Regions from separate parts of the Homo sapiens genome. Here region 2 is linked to region 1. A link is an interaction called in ENCODE POLR2A ChIA-PET data of the cell type or tissue named here. Cell type or tissue: B cell. All regions are shown on one strand.

Region 1 (2,500 bases):
GTGAGATGATTCTCTCTATTCTTCTTATATTTAGTTTAGAGGAAATCCCCCTTTTTGATTCCCTGGGATCTTTCTGGGGTAGAAATTCTTGTGAGTCTCTTTATTTTGCTGGGTCAGTAGACCTGACTTACTACGTCAGGAAGATGGTTGGGAGTCAGAGCCAAAACAGTCTCCAAGAGTGAGTGTGTGAGTATCACTGTGTGTTTTGTAGAGGAAAAGGGATTCTTAGGTTGGCATCTCAAACCTTTTTTTGTCCCTTTGAAGTAAGCACAGAGAGTGATTCATGGAGTTGAGATCAGTGAACCTCAGATCCCAGGTGATGTTTGGCAATAGCTGTGAGCAAGCTTGCCTCCTAATTTCCCATATTAAGAAGTCATGGCTGGGCGCAGTGGCTCACACCTGTAATCCCAGCACTTTGGGAGGCCGAGGTGGGTGGATCATTTGAGGTCAGGAGTTTGAGACCAGCCTGGCCAACTTGGCAAAACCCCATCTCTACTAAAATACAAAAATTAGCCGGGCATGGTGGCGGGCACCTGTAGTCTCAGCTACTTGGGAGGCTGAGGCAGGAGAATGGCTTGCACATAGGAGGCAGAGGTTGCAGCTGGCCAAGATCGCGCCAGTGCACTCCAGCCTGGGCAACAGAGCGGGACTCCCTCTCAAGAAAAAAAAAAAGGCCGGGTGTGGTGGCTCATGCCTGTAATCCCAGCACTTTGGGAGGCCGAGGCAGGTGGATCACCTGAGGTCAGGAGTTCAAGACCAGTTTGACCAATATGGTGAAACCTCGTCTCTACTTACTAAAAATACAAAAATTAGCCACGTGAGGTGGTGTGTGCCTATAGTCCCAGCTACTGGGGAGGCTGAGACAGGAGAATTGCTTGAACCTGGGAGGCAGAGGTTGCAGTGAGCCGGGATCGCGCCACTGCACTCCAGCCTAGGTGACAGAGCAAGACTCCATCTCAAAAAACAAACAAAAAAGTCACGTGCCCTCACCTCATCTGCAGACCTGAGCTATACCACTCACTAGATTATTGCCTCTTCACAAGGCGGCGTTACGATTTCCAGAATCCATCACGCATGGACCGCAATGTGGAAATGTTTATGACCATTGAGAAGTCCTTGGTGCAGGTAATAGGCATATACCCTATTTATCTCCCTTCCCTCAGTGAGAATCTAAAACACCCCTTTCCTATAATCTCATTCTATTTCTTCTCTCCACAGAATAATTGCCTGTCTCGACCTAACATTTTTCTGTGCCCAGAAATTGAGCCCAAACTACTAGGGAAATTAAAGGACATTATCAAGAGACACCAGGTAAATGGTCTGGTGAGGAGAGGTTTCAGAAACTCCATGACTGTTTTCCCAGTGTTTTCTATACCAAGCAGCAGCCCTGAATTACCATGTTTTCTGCTTCAGAGGTGGCTCTGTCTACTTGGAAAAAGACTTGAGTTAAAGCCTTGAGTCTGTCTTTTTCTGTCTGCTTCTCCCATTTTTCAGTCCTGACAGGTTTGCATTACTGTTCTAGAGACTATGTTGGCCTGGGGAAAAATAGTATCCACTTCTACTGAGCTAGAGATTGCGTGATCTCAGATAAATGAAATTCCTGCTCTTTGGAACTTTATAGTAATGAATAGATGTCATTGATAAGGATGTACAGTGGACTTTAAATTTCCCATGTATAGATTATCTGTTCAGAAGATTATTTTTGGCAATTTTTAATTCTTTGACTTTTCTCCATTATTAGCACAATCCCAGCTGTTTCCCTCTGCCACTTAGCTGGTGTGTGCTTAGAGAATACAAACTAACTTTAATACTATTATAAGCAAAATATGGTTAGGAAGGCAGCTCTGTGGCTAAACCTTGAGTAATTCAGAGGGGACCATAATTTACCCGCTTCTCCTTTTACCATCCAGGGAACAGTCACTGAGGATAAGAACAATGCCTCCCATGTTGTGTATCCTGTCCCGGGGAATCTAGAAGAAGGTGAGACCTGGGTTTTCCTGTCCACTTGAGTGGATGGTTTGGACTAGGAGGCAGAGGACTAAGATCACCATTCAGTACCTGGGCTCCTCCTCTTCTTTCAATCTTGAATCCTCTTACCACCTTAAGTTCCTATTACCAAGTCCCCTGCTACAACAGGAGAGTGCATTAGTTAGGGCTTTTGTACAGTATTTTTTTTGTGTCCCCCTTTAGCTTATATCTCTCCCTTCTCTTCCTCTATCCCCAGAGGAATGGGTACGACCAGTCATGAAGAGGGATAAGCAGGTTCTTCTGCACTGGGGCTACTATCCTGACAGGTGAGGATGGGTTCCTGGGGCAGGTTTAAGTATAAGAGCCAGACCCAGAAGCCCTAGGACATCTAGCAGAGCAAGAGGCCACTCTTTCAGAGTTATTTTTAGATCACTTAATTTGTTTTCCTCTCACCTAGTAAGTGAACCTCTGTCTTGGGGGAGGTTTGGACTTAGTGGACAAGCCTTGGGCTAAAAGGATTGAGGCTTTATGT
Region 2 (2,500 bases), 160 kb before region 1:
CTTTTTGGCTCTGCTTCAGTGAATCGTCAAAAGGGGGCATTACCTTCTCCTGGGTGGAGCACCAGGATGATGGTCAGCTGCTCTGCCCTGCCATTCCCACAGCCTCTCCTTTCTGCCTTCTCCTAAGCTGCCCTATTCCAGTCTCCCCAGCCTTCCCTCCCTCCTAGCCCACTCTAGTTTTTTCTGGTTCTAGTCTCTCCTATCTCATATTTTTCTGCTGCCATCCTTAGGTTGTCTCCACAGGGGTTTCTGGATAATAATGATCATAATCACTGGTGTTAATGGGTACCTACTTGATGCAAGCATGGAGCTTTTTTTTTTTCCAGACAGGGTTTTGTTCTGTCGCCCAGGCTGGAGTGCAGTGGTGTGATCCTGGCTCACTGCAGCCTCGACCTCCTGAGCTCAAGCAATACAGGCATGCATCACCAAACTCAGCTAATTTTTTTTGTATTTTTTGTAGAGATGGGGTCTTACCATGTTGCCCAGGCTGTTCTTGAACTCCTGGACTCAAGCAATCCACCCACCTTGGCCTCCCAAAATGCAGGGATTACAGGCGTGAGCCACCACACCCCGCATATATATATATTTTTTTTTTTTTTTTTTTTTTTTTTTTTTGAGACAGGGTCTCTGTTATCCAGGCTGGAGTGCAGTGGTATAATCATGACTCACTGCAGCCTTGACCTAGGGGTTGAAGCAATGCTCCTGCCTCAGCCTCCCAAGTAGCTGAGACTACAGGCACACGCCATCACACTCAATCACACTCAGCTAATTTTTTAAATTTTTTGTAGGGATGGGGTATCACTGTGTTGCCCAGGCTGGTCTTGAACTCCTGGCCTCAAGCAGTCTCCTGCCTTGGCCTCCCAAATTGCCGGGATTGTAGGAATGAGCCATGGCACTTGGCTGGGGATAGAATTTTTTTTTTTTTTTTTTTTTTTTTTGAGACAGTCTCACTCTCATTGCCCGGGCTGGAGTGCAGTGGTGCAATTTCAGCTCACTGCAACCTCTGCCTCCCAGGCTCAAGCAATTCTCCTGCCTCAGCCTACTGAGTAGCTGGGATTACAGGCGAGCGCCACCCATGCCTGGTTAATTTTTGTTTTTTTTTTGAGACAGAGTCTCGCCCTGTTGCCCAGGCTGGAGTGCAGTGGCACGATCTCAGCTCACTGCAACCTCTGCCTCCCAGGCTCAAGCAATTCTCCTGCCTCAGCCTCCTGAGTAGCTGGGACTACAAGCGCGCACAACCACCACACCTGGCTAATTTTTGTATTTTTAGTAGAGACAGGGTTTTACCATATTGGCCAGGCTGGTCTCAAACTCCTGACCTCATGATCCGCCCACCTTGGCCTCCCAAAGTGCTGGGATTACAGGCGTGAGCCTCTGCACCCGGCCTAACTTTTGTATTTTTAGTAGAAACAGGGTTTCACCATGTTGGCCAGGCTGGTCATGAGCTCCTGGCCTCAAGTGATCTGCCCGCCTCAGCCTCCCAAAGTGCTTGGATTACAGGTGTGAGCCACCATGCCTGGCCTGAGAGTTTATTATGCGCCAGGCACTAGGCTAAATGGTTTGCATTTATTTTCTCATTTTATTGAATCTACAAAATAGTCCTGTGAAGTAAACACTGTTACTGTTTTCAGCTAAGGAACTGGATTTAGAGTAGTCAAGTTTTGTACCTAAGGTACGTGGCTAATGATACAGGTCTGTTAGATTCCGTAGCCCTGATTTTAACCACCCTACTGCCTCTCAAGAATTACTAGGTATTGTTCTCATTTATAGATGATAAATCTGAGGCTCAGAAAAGTTAGGCCACTTGCCTAAGGTCCCCCAGCCAGGATTCAAACTCCAGGAGGCCTGATTCCAAACCCATGCTCTTTAGCCCTCCGCCCTACTGCCTTCTTAGACTAGCTTCTGCTTATTCTACCATTCCTGATTTCATTTGAACCACTGAGCCCTGCCCCTTTGTCTGTCTTTGGGTATCCAGACAGGTGGATGAACTGCAACAACCGCTGGAGCTTAAGCCAGAGCCAGAGCTGGAGTCATTAGAGCTGGAACTAGGGCTGGTGCCAGAGCCAGAGCTCAGCCTGGACTTAGAGCCACTGCTGAAGGCAGGGCTGGATCTGGGGCCAGAGCTAGAGTCTGTGCTGGAGTCCACTCTGGAGCCTGTGATAGAGCCCACACTATGCATGGTATCACAAACAGTGCCAGAGCCAGACCAAGGACCTGTATCACAGCCAGTGCCAGAGCCAGATTTGCCCTGTGATCTGAGACATTTGAACACTGAGCCAATGGAAAGTAAGTGATGAGATGGAGCTATGGAAGATGGCACACATTCCCTTTCCTACCTCTTCTCCCTCTCCCATTACAGAAAAAGCTGAACTCCAAGCTCCTCATTGGAGAGAGGTCCATTCTGTGATTCCTTTTTTTAGGAATTACACATGCCTTCCCCCACCTCCCTGCTCTTTCATCCCACAAGTTCCCACTCAGGCTCTTCCCAGGCCTTTCCTGC

Evidence for each region. Peaks named below come from ENCODE experiments on the same cell type or tissue, not always from the same donor. Only the 100,000 strongest peaks of a DNase experiment are listed, where the experiment ranks them.
Region 2: POLR2A ChIA-PET joins it to region 1 with 5 read pairs; 10 of 35 experiments call an interaction of 5 or more read pairs at or near these places.

Annotation. Positions count from the first base shown.
Region 1 is chr12:56,183,655-56,186,154 of GRCh38, reverse strand. It overlaps SMARCC2 (SWI/SNF related BAF chromatin remodeling complex subunit C2), which reads left to right. Exons shown (of 29, transcript NM_001330288.2): 4 at 1,044-1,125; 5 at 1,219-1,311; 6 at 1,911-1,980; 7 at 2,225-2,294. Among named protein-coding and RNA genes, the nearest start is that of SMARCC2, 4.6 kb to the left of the region's middle. In B cell, no CTCF peak of the experiment used is centred here; no DNase peak of the experiment used is centred here.
Region 2 is chr12:56,343,611-56,346,110 of GRCh38, reverse strand. STAT2 (signal transducer and activator of transcription 2) reads left to right here. Exons shown (of 24, transcript NM_005419.4): 23 at 1,976-2,286. Among named protein-coding and RNA genes, the nearest start is that of IL23A, 6.0 kb to the right of the region's middle. In B cell, no CTCF peak of the experiment used is centred here; no DNase peak of the experiment used is centred here; H3K27ac peaks cover 474 bases.